Regions from separate parts of the Mus musculus genome. Here region 2 is linked to region 1. A link is a contact called in ENCODE POLR2A ChIA-PET data. All regions are on one chromosome and are shown on one strand. Each heading gives the region's core, a stretch centred on a gene start or an enhancer-like site at or near the end of the contact. The rest is flanking DNA. Distances are from core to core; before and after follow the strand shown.

The links. ChIA-PET counts read pairs that join two places held with the same protein, here RNA polymerase II (POLR2A).
Region 2: POLR2A ChIA-PET joins it to region 1 with 26 read pairs in embryonic stem cell. The contact joins the promoter of Smarcd2 here to the promoter of Strada in region 1. POLR2A ChIA-PET finds 5 or more read pairs at or near these places in 3 of 5 experiments (Patski and embryonic stem cell).

Annotation. Positions count from the first base shown.
Region 1 is chr11:106,190,876-106,195,712 of GRCm38, reverse strand. Strada (STE20-related kinase adaptor alpha) reads left to right here and starts at 2,110. Exons shown (of 13, transcript NM_001252448.1): 1 at 2,110-2,247.
Region 2 is chr11:106,270,315-106,275,151 of GRCm38, reverse strand. Smarcd2 (SWI/SNF related, matrix associated, actin dependent regulator of chromatin, subfamily d, member 2) reads left to right here and starts at 2,180. Exons shown (of 13, transcript NM_001130187.1): 1 at 2,180-2,659. The coding sequence starts at 2,444. It also overlaps a transcript of Tcam1 not described here.

The DNA.
Region 1 (4,837 bases), core at 861-3,360:
GCCTGTACTTCCCTGGACTCACACTCTAATCTCTGTTGACCTTTTAGTATACAGTTTACTATGACTCAGTAAGACTGCTGGATGAGAAGCTGTGCATTTGGCCACTCACACAGTCACAGTAGAGTCTGGGGTTCTCTGAGCAGTTACTGTGGGCAGCCATCCAGTTGGTAAAATCTTTTAGCCACACTCAATTTGTAACATCCTGTTAGAAAATGTGTTGGCTGGGTCACTAGGTATAGATGAAATACCCAGTGTTTACACATCCTATTGTAATGACTGTAAGAGGCTTTAGGGCTCAGGCATTTGTCCAGAATGCTGTGAAGCCCTAGGTTCAATGTCTAGTACAGTCCAAAGAAGGGGAAGGGAAAGAAAGGAGAAAGAAAAACTCAATTTGAGGTTGCCTTGGCAATTAGAGCCCGGCGCAGTGGTTCACACCTATAATCCCAGAAGAGACGGGGTTTACCAAATTTAAGGCCAGTCTGGTTAGCCTGGACTAGATGTGAGACCCTGTCTCAGAGTTTGGGGCTGGAGAGCTGGGTCAGCAGAAAGATGCATTTGCTGCTCTTGGAAAGGATCAAGCACCGGCAACTATCTGTCACCCCATCCAGTTCCTCCGCCTGCTTCTGCGCGCACATACACACACACACAAGTACATTCAAGTACAAGTACACACACAACATATGAAAAAATAAAAACCGAAGCTTGACACCTTTTCAGGTATTGCTTTCCCTAATATTCTGGATTCCAAAGACCATGTGAACTGGCAGAAACTGCATTTTCCTCCAGTCCCCTTGCTTTTTGTGAGTTCGTGATGTTTGTTTGATGATGAAATGTGGTGAGACTGAGAACAAATTTGGCATGTTAAACGCACTAGGCAAGGTTACAGCTGTGTGTAAAACATTGAGATCTTCAGGTGAGGGTAGTGTGCGTTTCCAAGTTCCTGTATGATGTGGCCAAACTTAAAATTCTTGGAAGTTAGTCGACTGGTATAAATCTGAGACAGGAAAAAAAACAAGTATTCATTACTTGACAGTATGTACACAGATGTATTGGGCCCTCACTCCACAGTAACTGAAGTGACTAAAAATCACTTCATGATAAAACGGAGTCCTCATTTTATTAGTCCTATATGGTTTGGCCCCTGCTGTCTTTTTTCATAAAGGCAAACTCATCACAGGTTTCTGCTAATAGAGGACATACCACCAAGTCTTTAATCCCATCCCAGCAGAGGCAGAGGGAAGCTGATCTGAAGGCCAGTCCAGACTACATGCGACACTATCTCAAAAATACCTCACTACCAAAAAATAGTTATGAAGCACTTAGGGACAAAAAAAAAAAAAAAAAAAACCCCAACAAAAAACAAACCATAGCTCTCGTTTAGTTGAGCTATTTTCTGTGCTTTAAGGAGAAGGAACTTTGGGCACAAAGGGTAAGTTTCCTCTTTGTTGTTCTATTGCCTGAGACTGACCCAAGAAAGACTTGTTTTTCAATTGGAGTCCTACCAGGTGAAATGGCACCTGGGATTTGGGAACCGCAGAGTGTGGGATGAGGGGTGGGAATACCCCTGGTAGCCAAGTCAATAGCTATAGTTAGCCCTTGCCCCTTTTCTTGCTGCTGGGTTAGGAGGGGTACAGAGACTCGAGGGAGACTCTAGGGTCCTTTGGAACTGCAACAATGACAAGGTCTTTCGCTTCCACATACGTGGGGAAACCTGCCTTCGTCCTAGATAAGGAACGACCTCAGCAAAGGGGAAAAAAGACTAGTTAATAACTCTCTCCCTGACGAAGCGACTGCGGGTCTAGCATGTCCGGTAACGGTAACGTGGGATGGAAGCAGAAGCTCTCTCTGGGGAAAAGCGGAGCTTCCTCCACTGGGATGGGTGGGGTGAAGCGAGGCGAGACGAAGCAGAGTCCTTAGTGGGCAGGGGGTAAGGCGGAGCATCTTCTGAGAACCGGGCAAGGCAGGACTTCCTCTGCTGGAGGCAAGAGGCGGAGCTCCCTTCTTGGGTGGGGCAAAGCAGGGCTTCTCCGTAGGGGAGGGGCGGGACTTCCTCCGTGGGGCGGGAGTAGGAGGGGCTTGTTCCGTGAAGGGGAGGGGCGAGGCTCGGCCAGTCTCCCTGGGTCCCTCCACTGCGCATGTCACGTTGCGTACCTCCCTCCCAGCAACCGGCCTGGCGGCAGCGCGGCTACAAAACTGAGGAGGCGGAGCCGAGACGGAGTCGGTACTGCGCTCTGACTCCTAGACCAGGTACCCGGTGGCGGAGCCGCCTGGTGCGCTCCCAGGGATAATCCCTCTTGCCAGACTCCGAGTCCGTGTCCTCGGGGGTGAGCCTCAAGTGGCCATCCCGGCTCACCCTCGCCCTCCTCTGGCCCTCATTTAACCTGGGTTCTGGGTTCCCGCATTGAGGTTACAGCCTGAGAGCAAAATTAGGCTTGGGCCTGGCTGGGGAGATGCTGAGCAGAGTTGCCGGACCGGAGAGGCTAGCTACCGCATGGCCTCCCCACCTTTTCCGGGGCTTCCAAATGGGGTTGAGTTCTCATACGGAAGCAAGATCAGAGCTATTCTCTGCTTTGGTCAAAACGAAGAGTTTCTAAATGTGTTGTCTTAAGTGTCCCAGCAGTTTTGGGGACCGAGTATGGTGGCGGAGAGTGAGCATGACAGAAGGGGAGTGGCTAAATAAAATTGTTCATAATTTTAGGAAATAGATAACTTCTCAACTCAGTCTTCTGCTAAGACCCTAAGGTACTTCAATTTGACCCCTTTCTCCCAGACGGTTGGACTCGGTCTTACTGAAATACCCGTTGAAGTAGAACTATGTTCCAGTGTTTGGATGGGTCTTCATGATAGTTGATAACCTTATCCGGAGGTACCCAACACCTGAGACTGACTCAGATCCTTGAGGGTTGATTAACCAAATTTGAGACTGTGGGCGTGGCTCAGCGCCTGAGTTCTTGATTAACATCAGTGCGGACTTGCTTTCCATTCTCCACACTACCAAAAAGAAAATTGCTAACTTGCTTCTGCCGTAGTGCAGGAACTTAATAGTTTAACCATTAGTTATAGTACGGAAACTGGTCAACTCTCTTCACCCTTTAATTAGGTTTCTTAGAAGATTTTTTGGCTGGGTTTATAGTTGTGACCTCCGACATAAAGTTTGGAGGACCAGCGGTAAAAATAGAAGAAAAAAAAGTCTGTCAGAACAAGTGAATTCTCCTATCGGTACCTGTTGTAGTGGGAGAGATAATGAGGCGATAGTATGGTTGGGTGGTTGGAGAGGTGTCTCTGTAGATAGGAAGATATGCTGCCGTCTCCAGAACTCATGTAGAGAGCCATGTGTGGCCATGAGCCTGTGACAAGAGAAACACCAGAGCTTGCTGGCTGTCAGCCTGTGTCCAGAGTGATAGAGTAGAATACACAATGTCCTTTAGCTTCACCAAGCATAGAAACAGGTACACACATAAATATATACATACATACACACACAAGCACATACATATATATACACATATATACATACATATACACACATTGGTAAGTGTAATAGTTAATGTGAGAGCCAGGCATGATGGTATATGCCTTTAATCCCAGCACTCGGGAGGCAGAGGCAGGCGGATCTCTGTGAGTTCGAGGCCAGCCTCATCTACAGAGTGAGTTCCTGGACAGCCAAGGCTACACAGAGAAACCTTGCCTTGAGGGGAAAAAGCTAAGGTGAGGAATGTAGGTGGTTAGTGGGAGCGCTGCTGTAATAGAGGGTACTGAGTGTCAACAATAGACTGGGGACAAAAAGGGAAGTGGAGTCTATAGACTACACTCTGTCTCTTCTTTTTTTCAAAAGAGACTGTAGCCAAGTGTGATGTTGAATTCCTGATCCTCCTGTCTCTGTCTACTGAGGGCTGAGAATCCACACATGAGCTATCATTCTCAGCTGTGGATTTCTGCCACTTTTACAGCCTTAGCTGGTGATCTTTAAATCCACCAAGCCATCTCTAACCTCCTTTTAAACATCAAGTACTACTTTTCTCACAAATTGCTATCCCTGCTTCTTGGAAGATAGAATCCTCAACATTAGTCAACCTTCATTAAACTTGAACTTGGCAGAGATCAACAGAGGAAGACATCTGATGTGCACCCCTCCTGCAAGCCTTCAGTATACACTTTTTTTGTTGTTGTTCCTTGACAGGGTTTCTCTGTATAGCCCTGGCTGTCCTGGAACTCACTTTGTAGACCAGGCTGGCCTCGAACTCAGAAATCCACCTGCCTCTGCCTCCGGAGTGCTGGGATGAAAGGCATGCACCACCACGCCCAGCCACTATACACTCTTATACATTAAATGAATAAATATTTTAATCTACCCCTCCACTAAAGCCACTTCTACCTCCAAACTTTTCCTTTTCTGGCATTGGCTCCGTGGCATATTAATCATTTTCCGAACACTCAAAAACACAAACACACATCAGCTGTAGAATGGGCTCTCAGATAAGGTATTAAGTCTCTGCAGTTTTCAGTCAGGGACTACACAACCACATATCTAGGAGAGTTTGTAAAAGATAGTCCCCAGCCATACTTGGTGGTGCAGGCCTGTAATCCTAGCAATGAGGAGCATGGAGGCAGAATCAAGTTCAAGATCACTGTCAGCTACGTAGTGGCTTTGTGTGTAGGAGACCCTGTCTTAAAGCAAAGAGTTCCAAGGGTAAAGAATGAACTAGATAGCCTGGGCTGGGCTGGGCTGTACATGCTTCATAGTTCATTCTTTTTTTTTTTTTTTTAATATTTTAAAGATATAATTATTTATTATTTCATAGTTCATTCTTAGCCACTTATCTGTTCCTGGTGTTCC
Region 2 (4,837 bases), core at 931-3,430, 79 kb before region 1:
AGGCAGGGCTCCACGCATGCTAGGCGAGCACACTGCCAACGCCGTTATATTCCCCAGTCCAGAGCAAAGAAGCCGATATGACACGCTAGCTTAGGAGTAGAAGAAAACATCTGGCAAACACTGATGGCAGAACCCAAGCAAAGCTGTAAACGTTACAAGTCATTTTTTCCTTCCAAAAGAGCCTTTCCAGACTTCATAAGCTCCTCTTTGCCAAGCCTTTGTCACTGCAGCCCCAGAAGCCAATTAAATGAAGTTTCTTGGGATGTTCCAGGATGGGAAGCTGAGCTCCTAGGACCTAATTCCATGTTCTTTTACATCAGCTCTGGTCCCTCCACTGTCTGCAGATTCTATACTTTAGATTGCCTGTTAGATTATGTATGTAAAGACTGTGATCACAGAAGAGTTGTGTGTGTGTGTGTGTGTGTGTGTGTGTGTGTTTGTGCACTTTCAGGGCTTTAATTTTCAAATGGCTTCCACTAAACAGGTGCTCTGAACCAAAGTCACTTGAAGGTGCCTTTCTGGAGACAGACCCCCCTCCCCCATTCTCTCTGCCCAGGAGGTCTAGTTCTTAGGTAACTGAGCCTTCACTCTGCCCAGACAGTCTTAGGTAACTGATCCAGACCTTACTTTTCATATAAGTAATTCATGCTGGCTTTGGTCTCGAGACCCTGCTTCCCTGACATTTTTGGGACCTGCTACCATCTCTGAAAGCTCAAAAGCTTTGTGGCACACAAGTGAGATCAACCCACCTACAGGACAACTCTTTATTGGACAAGTTAACAAAAGCAGTTTAGTCAAAAGACCAAAGCCTATGTCATCTTTGGCCAGCCTGGTCTACAGACCTAGTTCCAGGACATCCAGGGCTGCACAAAGAAATCCTATCTTGAAAAACCAAAAAAGAAATACAGAATCTTGTACCCTGCCCCCATTTCATTGAACCATAAACCACATTTTAACAAAAAGCTCGGCTTTCTTCTGATATAGGGTCTCCTGTAGAATCAACTGGTGATGCAGCTGAGAACCATCCTGAACTTCTGGCCCACCTGCCTCCTCCTGTGTGCTGGGATTTTGAGGATGCACCACCATGTAGTTGATGCAGTCTGGGGTTCAAGCCCAGGGCTTTGTGCACGCTATAACCTGAGTTACACCCCCAACCTGATTCTGAGGATTTTCAGTGCCTAGTTAAGTAGCACTATTCTATACCGTGGGTAGGAGATACCACATTGACAGAGGGTAGGTCTATAACATAGCCGAAGCCAGTGGTTTCTGAAAAGGTTCTCAACTTTTCTTTTCTTTTTTGGTTTTTCGAGACGGGGTTTCTCTGTGTAGTCCTGACTGTCCTAAAACTCACTTTGTAGACCAGGCTGGCCTTGAACTCAGAAATCCACCTGCCTCCGCCTCCCAAGTGCTGGGATTAAAGGCGTTTGCCACCACGCCCGGCTGATTCTCAACTTTTCAAAACTAAGTCCTATACAAACTGGATAAAACTTATTTCAGTACCTGGAGTTCTCTCAGCATGCAAAATCCCTTCACCTAAAAACATTTTCTGCGAATTACCAGGCTTCCTTAAAGAAAGGCACGGGCAAGTTAGTGCAGTTAAGTACTCGGAGTTGGGCCAAGCCAAGCTTTCACTCAGCTGGGTCACGTCTGGGGCCGCCCATGTCCTTGGAAGCGCGGAGCAACCAATACAGGCTTCTGGGGGTAGATGGGTGGGTGGGTGTGGGGTGCCTTATGCCACCGGCCCCGAGATGGGCTCTTAAAAAGTGGTTGGCGGCTTTCCCGCCGCGGATCGCTTATTTTTAAGGCTTGAAGACGCAGAATTGACGGAACTGTTTTGGATGGGCCATATCGGGGATCTCGCCGAGGCAGCAGCACTACGGAGCAAACAGCAAACACCTAACAGTTCGGACGGCCCTACGCGACCTTCGAACTCTGACCCCACGCCTTTCTCCTCCGCGCTTCCGCGTGCAGCTTCCGCTCCCGCTCCTCCGGGAAAAGGCCGCCTCCCCCAAGGGCGGGGCTCTAAGGCCGTCAGTTATGGGAGGTGCTGGTTTGAGGCGGGTCTCGCGAGGGCGGGATTTAAAGAGGCATTCTCGATTGGGTTGCCGGGCAGGGGCGGGGCCTGCAGGGTCTAGGTTGGGCGGGGCTGGGAGTTCGTAACCGCCTCTGGGTAACTGGACTCCGGCGATCAAACCTCCGGAGGCCGGGAGAGGCCTGCGGGCTCGCGGCACATCCCGGATCTGGAGTATCCCTGGCAGGAGCGGAGTCAGAGGGGCCGCGGGATCCTAAAGCCGGGCTGCAAAGAACTTGCGAACTTGGAGTAGAAGATCCCGGAACCCGGTAGTAAAATCGGGAAGTCCCGGATCGCGGAACGTAGCTCGCGGAGCGGACTCAACACGGAGACCGGAGGCCGGATCGCTGCACCGCGGGACGGGACAGAGTGATGTCCGGCCGTGGCGCGGGCGGGTTCCCGCTGCCTCCGCTGAGCCCCGGCGGCGGCGCCGTTGCCGCGGCCCTTGGTGCGCCGCCTCCGCCTGCGGGACCCGGAATGCTGCCCAGCCCGGCGCTCAGGGGCCCGGGGCCTTCTGGAGGCATGGGGGTACCGGGGGCCGCCGCCTTCCGCCCCATGGGCCCCGCTGGCCCCGCGGCGCAGTACCAGGTGAGGAGGGCAGGCGAGCGGCGCCGCGAGGGCGCTGTGTCGGTCTCCCTGGGGCCTCAGGTGAGGACAGGCGGCCCAGGGGACACTGCAGGAGGAACTGTCGAGGGCTGGTGGCGGGCAGGCCAGAGTCCCTTGGTTAGTGGCTCGGGGTTGGAGGCAGTGTTGGGGAAAGGGTGAAAGCCCTCTGCGGTGGAGGGCTTGAGCAGTTAGAGGAGTCCCGGGGCTTCTTGGCTCCGAGTAACTTAGAGATGGAGGCTTCGTGAGATCTAGAGAATTGTGGGCAATCAGGTTGAAAGTGTAAGACAGGTCCCGGAGTGGAGGTGAGGGAGTGACCCGGGATGTGGTGAGGAAAATTTGGAAGAGGGTCGTTAGTGAGAAAACAGGGTTACTCTTTCTTTGGCCTCGGTCCCACTGCATCTCTGCCTTGGCTTTCTTTCTTTCTTTTTTTTTTTTTTTTTCTTCCTAGTTGGGAACTGGCAGAGCGTTAGTATGTCTGAGATGGCTCCCAGCTGCTCAAGTTGAGGAGGAAGGAAGCCAGGCTTCCTACGAAATGGGAGACTAAAGAGATTGGGCCCAGATAACTCCAGGATAGATTAGAAATAGCTGTGTCCAGGTCTGAAGAAGGCCCGATCCCATTAACAGACCATTCAAGATATCCTCTGTACGGGGCTTTCCTTCTTGATGCCAGTGTCCAGTAAAGTTTGGAGGAGCAGGGAGGCTTTGTGGAGTCCTGCTGGTCTTGGGCTGCACAGGGTACTGCCCTGACCCTTCTGTCTTGGCAGAGAGCTGTCTCAGGTTGCAGCATCAAAGGCCATTGACAAGCAGAGACAGGACCCGTGGTCAGTGCATTGGGAACTCAGCCTGATTCTGCATGTGGCGCTCCTCATTCCCCAGAGCTCTGGTTCAAGTGGCTCCAGAATGTTTGGGAATTTTGTTTTGCTTTTGCATTTTGGTGCTGAGCATGGAATCCAGGCAGGGCTTTGCACGTGGCAGACGATTGCTGTATCAGGGAGCTGCACCTCCTTTCCTGGGGATTGTGCCCATCCTTCTCCCACATCCTTGTCACTTTTGTTACTTGCTTTTTGATACAGGGTCTCATATAGTCCAGGCTGGCTGTGTAGCCAAAGCCCACCTTGAACTCTTTTCTCTCAAGTGTCTGGCATTACAGTCACACACTATCACGCCCAACCTCTCTTTCCTTATCCCTCAGGTTCCTGACAAGGCCATATGTCTCTCAACCTATGTGCCAGAGAGGTGAGAGGTGTGCACTGTAGCTTGCTCTGTCCCCTGCTGGTGTCTCTAGGTAGAAGTCTCAGAAATAGATCTTCATGATGTATGCATATTCCACCCAGGAATCAGATTTCTTTTTTTTTTTTTAAAGATTCATTTATTTATTATATGTAAGCACACTGTGGCTGTCTTCAGACACACCAGAAGAGGGCATCGGATTTCGTTACAGATGGTTGTGAGCCACCATGTGGTTGCTGGGATTTGAACTCGGGACCTTTGGAAGAGCAGTCGGCGCTCTTAATCACTGAGCCATCTCTCCAGCCCAGGAATCAGATACCCAGGAGATACCTAACTGGGGGTCGGAGTGGGGATAAGTGACCCCCTTCATTTCAACTCCTATCTAAAAAGAAAATGACGAGTTTGGGTATAAACAGAGATAGACGTGGTTCCAAGGATACTAGCGGGGTTTATCTTTCCCATGTGGCTTTCTTTGGAGATTCATGGGCCTAGTATATCACTGATGAGTCTCTGCGTCAGCCCTTGGCTCTGCTTGTTTAGAGCTGGTCTGGAAGCTTCCTACAGGCACTGGGGATGTCTGTTTGGTTGGTTGGTTTTCCAAGTCTCTCTATATAGTCCTGGCTGTCCTGTAACTCACTATGTAGACCCATTTCCTTGGAAAGCAGCTGATAGAGAACATGCCATTGGGAAAGCCCCTGTTGAAGACTGGAAGATGGATTCCTGCATATTTTGTAGAGTAGCCTTGGGTCTATGCTGAGGCCAGGCTGGCCAGCCAAATGGCTGCGGCTGCTAGTTGTGAGAAAGGAGATAGCCTTGAATCTGGGCATCCCATACCAACTATGTTTCCTCTCCCCCTCCTCCTCCTCCTCCTCTTCCTCCTCCTCCTCCTCCTCTTCTTCTTCCTCTTCCTCCTCCAGGGAAAGGCAGGGG